Linked DNA regions of Homo sapiens: region 1 is linked to region 2. The links are chromatin contacts, found by Hi-C or POLR2A ChIA-PET in ENCODE. All regions are on one chromosome and are shown on one strand. The core of a region is the stretch at or near the end of the contact, and the rest is flanking DNA. Distances in the headings are between cores, read along the strand shown. Region 1 has its middle 65 kb from the start of CASZ1. Region 2 has its middle 26 kb from the start of CASZ1.

Region 1 (4,899 bases), core at 797-3,296, 38 kb after region 2:
CCTCTCTCCATCTTGGAAGCACCTCCCTTCCAGGTAGGAAGTCAGGAGTCCCACACCCCAGCTCATCACAGATTGTGGGCAGACCCACCTTAGTTCAATAGTCATAAAAACTTCAGCCATCACTTAACTCGTTGAAGACCTATCTATGCTAAGTGCTCTGCAACTTGCTTCTGTGTTTTATCTCTTTTAAAGCGTAGAACAACCTAGAGGCAGGTACGAGTAAAAAAAGACTTTTGCCCAGGCATGGTGGTTCACGCCTGTAATCCCAGCACTTTGGGAGGTTGAGGTGGTTGGATCACCTGAGGTCAGGAGTTCGAGACCAGCCTGACCAACACGGTGAAACCCCATCTCCACTAAAAATACAAAAGCTAACTGGGAGTGGTGTCGGGCGCCTGTAATCCCAGCTACTTGGGAGGCTGAGGCAGGAGAACTGCTTGAACCCGTGAGGTGGAGGTTGCAGTGGGCCAAGATCGTACCATTGCACTCCAGCCTGGGTGACAGAGCAAGACTTTGTCTCAAAAAAAAAAAAAAAAAAGAAAAAAGACTTTTGGCCAGGCACAGTGGCTCATGCCTGTGATCCCAGCACTTTGAGAGACTGAGGTGGGTGAATCGCTTGAGTCCAGGAGTTCGAGACTAGCATGGGCAACATGGTGAAACCCTGTCTCTACAAAAATTTCAAAAAAAAAAAAAAAGACATGATGGTGCTCCTCTGTGCTCTTAGCTACTTGGAGGCTGAGGTGGGACGATTGCTTGAGCCCAGGACGGGGAGGTTGCAGTGAGTGGAGATCACGCCACTGCACTCCAGCCCGGGCAACAGAGCAAGACCTTGTCAAAAAAAAAACAAAAACTTTTAAAGATGAGGAAACTGAGGCTCAGAGAGGTTCAGTAGCTTGTTTGATGCTACACAGGTTGTAGGAGGCAGGACCAGGATTTGAGTGCCCAGTGCAACATCCATGTGCCCCAGTTCTCCTTCTCTTTGAGAGCCATCTCTGGTCCCAGAAAAGAGGGGAGCAGCCTGCACTCTGGGGTGGGACAGGAGGAGTTGGAGGAAGAAAGGGGTTTTTCAGGCCCTTTCCAGGGCATCTGTCTCCAGTAAAGCCCCCTAGACTGGGACTCCCAGCCTCTCTCATCTTCTCTACTACGGACTGCGGAGCACACAAGCCCTCAATGCCCCCATCTGGCTTGCAACACCAGTCCCCCAAACCCAGCCCACACTCCCCCACCCTCAGGTACTCTAGGTACTGAGATAGGCCCCATCCCAGGCCCCCTGTTGCCATTGTCTTCTCCAGACAACCATTAGCATATGTGCAATGCAATTACCCTTCAGCTCTCCTGGCCCGGGGCTGACACGGAGGTCCCCATCCCCAGTGATTTGGGGGGAAGGGGGGTTATTACAACTCACAAAACCTTAAATTAAGAATGAATAAGAGAAACGTTGCATGCCACTTCTGAAAGGCTGCCAGCCCAGGCTGGGGTGGGTGACGGGTGTATTATACTCTGCGCCGACGGAGGAGCTGATGGATGTGCCCGTAGTGGGGAGGACGGAATAGCAGCTGATACCTGTCCGCTCCAGGCCCAGCGCTTTTCCAAAGCGGCTGGGTGTGGAGAGTTCATCCCCAGCTATCCCCTTACGGCTGCAGGGTTTGCAAAAGGCAGAAGTAGGTCTTGAGCTAGACTTGGGTGGGGAAGGGTAGGTGTGATCAGAGAGCCTCCCTGGAATAGTCAAAACAGAGCTTGCAGGTTGCAGAGGAGTAAACCCTTCAACCCCCAGGTACAGAGCAAGGGGGCAGAGGTCCAGGTCGAGAGACCAGTGTGTGCCGAGGTCCTGGAGTGGAGGGTCACGGCGCACGGCAGGTAAAGAGCTGGAAAGGCATGGAAGCTGACCCTGGAGGTGGAGAGGCGGGAGGAGGGTGTGACTCTGGGGAACTGGGCAGGAGTCACTCTCTGGCGAGCCTTCTTGTCCAGCGTCCGGATTCAGGATTTGGTCCTAGGAATGCCAAGAGGAGGAGTGTGCAATGTGACTGTGCTGTGTTTAAACAAGGTCCTCTGGCCACGGTGCAGGGAACAGACTGGAGTTGGCAGAGACTCTGTGGACACTCCAGGAGGCCCATGCGGTGGGCTGGGAGAGACAGTGGCAGCCTGGGTAAAGGAGATGGGGGTGAAGGAGAAAAGCAGGCAGACCAGAGAGGGTCAGTTACGGGAAGACTGATCAGTCGTGGTGATGGTGGCGGGGGAGAAGAGGTGGCGGCAGGGATGAAAGCCGGATTTGGGTCATGTGCAGCTTGGGAGATGGTGGAGCCACTTATCTAGATAAGGAAATGGAATGGGGGCACAGATTTGAGGTGCAGGAAGAGAAAAGGTTTAGGTGTGGATATGAATGTCATCACCTTCCTAAGCTATGGTTTCCTCTGTCCGTAAAGTCCGATGCCACACGTGGCTCACACAGAGCTGCGGAGCAGGCCTCTGACACTCAGTTCTGCTGTTCCCCAGTGTGAGTGTGAGTGTGCGTCCACGGGCTTCTCCTTCGACCACCATGAGTGTCAGTTTCCTCAGGGGGCAGGGCCAGTGTGAGGCTCAGAGGAGAACCAACAAGGGAAGCACGTTACAGCACGAAAACATTAGGCAAGTAAGTGCCTATGTGCACCTTCCCTGCTCACTCTGCGACCCTAAGCAAGACCCTTATCCTCTCTGGGCCTCAGTTTCCCCAGCTTGAGTCTGGAGTCACAGGCTGTCTCAAGAGGGGCCTTCTAGCTTTAATGCCCTCTGTCAGGGACAAGACCTCAGGACTCAGGCCCACGGCCAGCCCCCAGGAAAGGGGCATCCCAGCCCAGGCCTGGGGGCTCTCGGGAAGGTGTAGCCTGTCCACTGCTGCTTGGCTGAGCTGGAAGGTGCCACCCATCAGCTTGCCAGCGAGAACCTGGCTTCCTCCTCCATCAGAGCTTAGGGTTGAAGGTGGGTGTTCTGATGCCTTTCTCCTCCAAGTCCCACCCCCTGGTCTGTATCTCAGGCTATGCCCTGTGCCTCCCACAGCTCTGGGGAATCAGAGCAGGTCAGGCCAGTGTCCCCTGGCCCTGGGATCTGGTGCGGTCCTGGGCCCCTCCCACCTTGCACACATCTCTCAGGCCTGCCAGTCGGCAAGGAGCTGGGAGAAGCGGCGGCTTTGAGGTCAATGGGGATGAGGTCACAGGCAGGGGAAAGATGGGGCTGACAGCCCACCACACCCACAGGGGCAGGGTGTCAAGATGGGTCCCTCCAAAGCCCTGTGACCCTGGGATTCAGGGGAGTCGGGGGAAGGGAGGAGAGAGCAGCTCCCTTCCCCCAGCCAGGAGCCCTGTGCTGCTGCTCATATATCTGTCCCTGGATAATGTATATCCAGCTTATGGAAAATATTCATAATGCTCCTTACACCAAACTGGCCCCCTTCCATAGTGCGTGATCTAAAATTAAATCCATTTCAAATATACAGTAGATCGAGTCAAGCTAATATAAATGAAACATGATTAATAGGCAGAACACTGTCCTCCTTAGCAGGGCTGAGGAGGCAGAGCTGGGGCCACTCTAGCTCTCCCTCCCCACAGCCCCCAGCCCCCCAAGGCCTCCAAGCCCCTATCCTTATCCCAAACTCCCTTCCGTCCGCAGCTGAAATGTGGACCCTTCCTGGAATTCACCTAAATTGTGAAGGGCAAGTGTCAGGAAGCACAGCAGTTTAGAGAGCAGACGTGAGTGTCAGGACAGAGCTGAGACCTAAAGCTGGTGACCTCACCTCTCTGAGCCTCGGTGTTCTCATCTATACAATGGGACGTTAACGACCCCTGCCTAGTAGGGATGTTGTGAGTGTTAAATGCAAGAATAATGCAGGTTAAGCACAGAGGACCAGTCACCCGAGAAGGAGACCCTCATCCCCCAAGTCTGCCCCCTCTCCCCCCTCCCCAGCCCCCAGTGGGAGTGGGGATCTGTGCCCCCACTGGCCCCCTGATCAGCGGGCAGAACAAGGGCCAGCCAGAATTCCTGCCATTGCAGGGATATGCTTGGTGGGTTATTTTTAGTGCGTTGGCAAGTGACTCTGTTACTGACCAAATGTTCCCACATTGGGGACAGAATCTGCTAAGAGGGCACTTGTATGCTGAACCGAGGCAGGAGGGGGTTTGCAGCCTGTCTCGGGGGCTCCTCGTGTGTCCTTTTTGCACACACATTTGAACTCGGGCCCCGTGGCCACTGAGGGAGGGAGAGCAGGAAGAACTTGGGGGCTCTGGGAGGCATGTGCGCCGCGTCTGGCCTGTCTCCTTCCCGGCTGGGCACCTGGGCGCCTCACACGAAAGATGCTCCTTAGCGTGGAACGAGAAACAATGTCACCCTGGGAGAGTGCTCCACGTTCCCCCCTTCAGGAAAGACCCAGGCTTCCACTGGCTGAATGTGTGCACGTGTGTGTGTGTGTGTGTGTGTGTGTGCGCCTGTCTCCTCATTGCTCCCCCAGTGATGTCTTGCTGCAGGTACACGAGCCCCTCACTGTCCACCCGGGTCCCCAGCCTGATCCCTGGATCTTTCTGCTCACACCATCAAGGATGTTCTTCTGAACTCCTGGTGTACTTGCCCCGACCTGGGCACCCCACCTTTTGTGCAGGCCCACGAGAGTCGGGGGGGTGTCTGCCATCATCCATCCAACAACAGCCCTCTGCTGTTTCCTTTTCTCCCGGAGGGGTTGAAAGAGGGAGAGCCCCTCGGGGTGGGAGGGGGTGCTGTTGGCTTTTTCCCTGTCATTGGCCATTTGCTGCCTGCTTCACCAGACGTGTTTTGAGCATGTTTGCATAAAGTGGATGCAGGCTGCAATTCCGTGATGAATTCTATGAATACTAATCTGCTACTACCCTTGACCTTGGGGTCACCGAAAGATCAAAACCA
Region 2 (5,028 bases), core at 2,202-4,701:
GAGAGGGCGGAGAGAGGGGCGGGAGGGCGAAGGAGGGAAGCAAAGTGCAGCCTCCCTCTTGCTGAGCCAGCCCTTGGCTGCTCTCGGGCTGGTCAGGGCCCAGTTAGGACCCCAGAGTCAAGCTCCTTCCAGGGGGCACTGGGAGGGGCGGGGATAGAGGGACTCGTGGGTGAGCTGCCAGGCGTGGGCCAGGCTGGCCAGCGGAAGGAGAGGTACAGACCTCCCACGCCGAGGGTGCCCACACAGGCCCCAACTCTGGTCCTCGGCAGCCAGCCATCACCTAGGGCTGCCTGCTGAGACGCCCCAACCGGGGACAGGAGCCAGTGACCCTGGGAAAACCAAGCCCATGCTGCCAGCCTCCGTTTCTCCACCAGTAAGCTGTGTGATGAGTGTGCCTCCTGCAAGGCTCAGGGTGAGGAGGAAACAAGGTGGAGGGGGCAGGGTGTCGGCCACACAGAGACACACCTCCCTCCTCCCACCGCATCCTTCCACAAAATCAATGACGCTCTGACGCCGTCTTTGCCCGGCTTTGCCCTTGTCCCTTTCCCTCTCTTGCCATCATGGGGGCCTAGCTGGGGGACCCGCTGACCCTCTGCCCCATTCTTTCCAAGCCTCCGGATACTTCCCCACCGTGGGAAGCAGGCAAGGCCCAACGTTCCCATTTTACAGATGGGGAAACTGAAGCCTAGAGAGGGATAATGGCTGCCCAAGACCAGAGTTGGAACCCAGGAGTCCCGGCTCTCTGTCCAGGGCACTTTGACCTTCTTGGCCAGCCTCCCCGCCACTCTGACACCTGGCTGGGGTGGGGGCCTGGCCTAGAGGGCCCCAGACTGCTGGGGTGTTGGGCTGGTGTGACTGAAGAGCCCCCAACCCCTGGAGGTGTCTCTGCTCCGGGGACAGGACTCCCTAGGACGGGCCCCACAGGCATTCCTGGCCATCAGGGAAGGCTATAAAAAGCAACACTTTTCAGCCCCAGAGTGTGACCTGTGTGACTTCACAGAATCCAGGGAAAAACACAGATAACCTTGGGGAGGCCTGACCTTCAAGAGGGGTGGGAACAGGAAGGGGGCACCCCGGGGCCGCAGCTTGGCCTGGGCTGGGGACGGGGCCTGGGGGTACGGTGTGAAATGAAGCATGGAAGCTCACTGGAATAATGATAATAATCACCGCTATTATTTTATTTATTTATGTATTTATTTTGAGACAGTCTTACTCTGTTGCCCAGGCTAGTGTGCAGTGGTACAATCTCAGCTCACTGCAACCTCTGCCTCCTGGGTTCAAGCAATTCTTGTGCCTCAGCTTCCCCAAGTACCCGGGACTACAGGTGCCTGTCACCACACGCAGCTAATTTTTGTATTTTTAGTAGAGACGGGGTTTCGCCACATTGGCCAGAGTGGTCTCAAACTCCTGACCTCAGATGATCCGCCCACCTTGGCCTCCTAAAGTGCTGGGATTACAGCCATGAGCCACCGCACCCAGCCTGCTGTTATTCTTCTGTGGGCTACTGGTATTCAGGACTGGCCACAGGCAGGCTCTGTGCATCAACTCCAGGGTCCTCCCCACTCCCGAAAGATGGATCCTAATGTAATACCCCATTTGACAGACCAAGGGATGGAGGCTTAGAAAGGACCAATAATCACACAGCGCGTAAGGAAAGGAGCTGAGCTTCACAGTCCCCCACCGCGCCCCACTCAGCACACTCCGTATTTCAGCCACGCCAACACTGGTTCTTCTTGTCTTGGGACCCTCATACTAGCTGCTCCCTCTGGCTTGAGAGCTTGTCTCCTCTCTTTGCCAATTAAATGCCTCTCTGTCTTTCAGAGTTCAGCTAGAACTTCATCTCCTTAGACAGGCTTTCTGGACAACCTTGCTCATTCATTCACTCATTCATTCAGCACATATTTATTGAGCACCTACTATGTGCCAAGCCCTGTGTTGAGTGCTGGTGACACAGCAGTGACCAAACTAACAAAATCCCTGGCCTTAAGAAACTAACATCTGAGTGGATCATTAATTGTGAGCTTCACTAGCAGGCAGAGCTGGCCCCACTCTGGGGAGATGAAGCCCTGGGATAAACTGGCACGTCTTCCCAATCCATCAGTTTCTTTCTTAAATTTTGGGTGGGGGAGCATTAACTTTTCTTTTTTTTCTTTTTTTTTTTTTTTTTTGTTGAGACAGAGTCTTGCTCTGTGGCCCAGGCTGGAGTACAGTGGCACCATCTCAGCTCACTGCAACCTCCGCCTACCGAGTTCAAGCGATTCTCCTGCCTCAGCCTCCCGAGTAGCTGGGATTACAGGCGCCCGCCATCACACCTGGCTAATTTTTGTATTTTTAGTAGAGACGGGGTTTCGCCATGTTGGCCATGCTGGTCTCAAACTCCTGACCTCAAGTGATCCACCCGCCTCGGCCTCCCAAAGCGCTGAGATTATAGGCATGAGCCGCCGCACCTGGCCAACTTTTGTTTTTTTTTTTTTTTTTAGAGACAAGGTCTCACTCTGTCTCCCAAGCTGGAGTGCAGTGGTGTGAACACAGCTCACTGCAGCCTCGACCTCCTGGACTCAAGTGATTCCTGGCTCAGCCTCCCTTGTAGCTGGGACCACAGGTGCTTGCCACCACACCTGGCTAATTTTTAAAAATTTTTTGTAGAGATGGGGTCTCACCATGTTGCCCAGGCTGGTCTTGAACTCCTGGTCTCAAGCACTCTCCCCCGCTCGGCCTCCTAAAGTGCTGGAAATCAGGTGTGAGCCACCACGCCCGACCTGCATTAACTTTTATTTAAGCAACACAAATCCCTTATGGAATAGCACATCAAACTTACATAAACTTGTAAGAGATACTCTAGACTGAAGGGGGCCCTTGGAGCCACCATCAGGGCACCCTGGGTAGCGGCCACCCTTAGTTGGGGGAGAAGGTTTGAGACCTCATGCTCTCATTGCGCTGCCCCAGCCTGAGAAAACCAGGCCTTCAGAGCACTGGGCTAAGGGCTGAATTTCTCTGGGCTACCCTCAGAGCAGGGAAAGTCAGAAGGGTCTGAAAGCCAGGAACCCCGAGTTCCAGCCAGGGCTCTTACTCTGCCTGCTGTGTAACCTTGGGCAAGTCACCCCACCTCTCTGAGTCTTTGTTTTCTTGTGGGTAAAATGACTGGCATATAATAGAGCTCTGCTAGGATCCCAGCAGGCCCTACAAACCTGTCTGATTCTAAAGCCAAGTTCGGCTGGCCGGCTTCGTGCAGTTCTACATCCTCTTCCGGCCTCCTCTCCTCTTCCGTAGGCTTCCTTCTCCTTCCCTGCCTGGACAATGCCCCCAACCCCATCGGTCCTAGTGGTACCTCCAGCCCAAGCCCCAGCTGCAGGCAGCCATCCTGCCCCACCCCTCCCCGGGTTCTGAGGAAAGAAAAAGGAGAGGCAGAAGGAAGGTCACATTTCTCGCTTGGCTCGCTGCCTGGTTTTCATCAGGCCCGCTGCCTAATTTTCCTGGGCGGCACTCACTTTCTTGGCCAGTCTCTCCTCTTTCTTAACCATCTCAGGGCAAAGAGCTGTCTCACCCCCGGCCCCCTCGCCTGGTATCATGGCCTGGCGTTGTTCCTGCCATGTCACCGTGGTGCGTCTTGCTGCCACGTCAGCCCACACCTCCTTTTCCGGAGTCCCCAGGGACAGAAAGCAGCGGCTCAGCTGTACCCAGACTTGATTCATAAGAACACCAATTATGATCATACGCATTTATTGAGCTCTTACTGTGTGCCACGGTCTGTGAACTCAGTGACTTTCCCCAGCAGCCTAATGAGGCTGAGACCCTTGTTTATCATCCCCGTCTTATAGGTAAGGAAAGCCAGGCTCAGAGACGGTAAGCAGTGGAGCTGGGACCTCAAATCAATATCTCTAACCACCATGCCATGTCGACTCAAAGAGTCTTTGAGGTCGGGTGCAGTGGATCACGCCTGTGATCCCAGCACTTTGGGAGGCTGAGGTGGGCGGATCACTTGAGGTCAGGAGATTGAAACCAGCCTGACCAACCTGGTGAAAATCCCATCTCTACTAAAAGTACAAAAATTACCCTGGCGTGGTGGTGCACACCTGTAATCCCAGCTACTCGGGAAGCTGAGGCAGGAGAATCGCTTGAACCTGGGAGGCAGAGGCTGCAGTGATCCTACCACTGTACTCCATCCTGGACAACAGAGTGGAATTTTGTCTTAAAAAAAAAAGAGAGAGTCCTGGAATGTCCTTCTCTTGGCTGAACGTGCTCCCCAGCATCCCCCACCATTCCAACACACACATACTTGTCTTGTAGATCTTGCTGTCAGTTCCAGAACGGTGCTTTCCTTAAAAATAGGGAGTCAATGCCCCCAAAACAATGCCCTTGAGGCAGTAGGCTCTGGGGGACCCAAGCCATTTGAAAGGTGAGGGAGATGAGGCTGCCCAGGCAGGACCTCTGGGCCCCAAAGCTGGTTTCTGCGGATACCAGGGGCCAGGCAGCTTCCTGGGAGTGAGATCAGCTGCAGATGGAACCACAGGGGCACTGAGCTGCTGGGGAAAGGGTGGGGAGAGCCAGCGTCTTCATGGGGATTCTCTACTCCCTAATCTAGGAGATGCAGGGCCAGAGAGCTGATGCTGGAAGTGAATTAGTCCCCACCATGGACTGAACTCTCCTGCGGGCAGAGATCCGTAGAGGGGAGAGGAAAAGGCTGTACTTGGAAGTTGAGCTTGTTGTCCTAGCTTGATGGAGGAGACATGGGCCCTTTGTTGTCCTAGCTTGATGGGGGAGACACAGGCCCTTCCATCTGAAGAAGAAGTGAGCGTGCTGCTCCCGGCAGCCACGCTGCTCCACCCCACCCCGACCCACCCCGATTTCCCCCAGCACCCAGTCCTTGGCAGGTACCAGTGGGGCTGCCTGGCTCCTCAGGGACCAGGCCTGCGATAAAAATCCTGCAGTGGCAACTGCAGTGATCAGAGTCAAAAAAAAAAAAAAAAAAAAAAAAAAAAAAAAAAAAAAAAAAAAAAAAAAAGAGAGAGAGAGACAGAAAGAAAGAAA

Evidence for each region. A loop is a pair of places that touch in the nucleus more often than their neighbours do. ChIA-PET counts read pairs that join two places held with the same protein, here RNA polymerase II (POLR2A). Pooled maps may share reads with other maps.
Region 1: a loop to region 2 is called in a map of heart right ventricle, with 3 times the contacts of the local background. The contact joins two enhancer-like sites. A Hi-C loop is called at or near these places in 8 of 168 maps with a recorded cell type or tissue (K562, Right ventricle myocardium inferior, cardiac septum and 4 more) and 6 of 50 pooled maps. POLR2A ChIA-PET finds 5 or more read pairs at or near these places in 3 of 52 experiments (K562, RWPE1 and WTC11).

What each region holds. Positions count from the first base shown.
Region 1 is chr1:10,858,888-10,863,786 of GRCh38, forward strand. No RefSeq gene overlaps it. Among named protein-coding and RNA genes, the nearest start is that of CASZ1, 65 kb to the left of the region's middle. RefSeq lists enhancers at 1,663-2,163, 2,543-3,044. Within about 2 kb of position 2,047, at least 5 of the 41 ENCODE cell types and tissues checked have a DNase peak (open chromatin) inside an H3K27ac peak, as active enhancers do; they include heart right ventricle, where a contact is called at or near this core.
Region 2 is chr1:10,819,682-10,824,709 of GRCh38, forward strand. No RefSeq gene overlaps it. Among named protein-coding and RNA genes, the nearest start is that of CASZ1, 26 kb to the left of the region's middle. RefSeq lists an enhancer at 4,771-5,028. Within about 2 kb of position 3,452, at least 5 of the 41 ENCODE cell types and tissues checked have a DNase peak (open chromatin) inside an H3K27ac peak, as active enhancers do; they include heart right ventricle, where a contact is called at or near this core.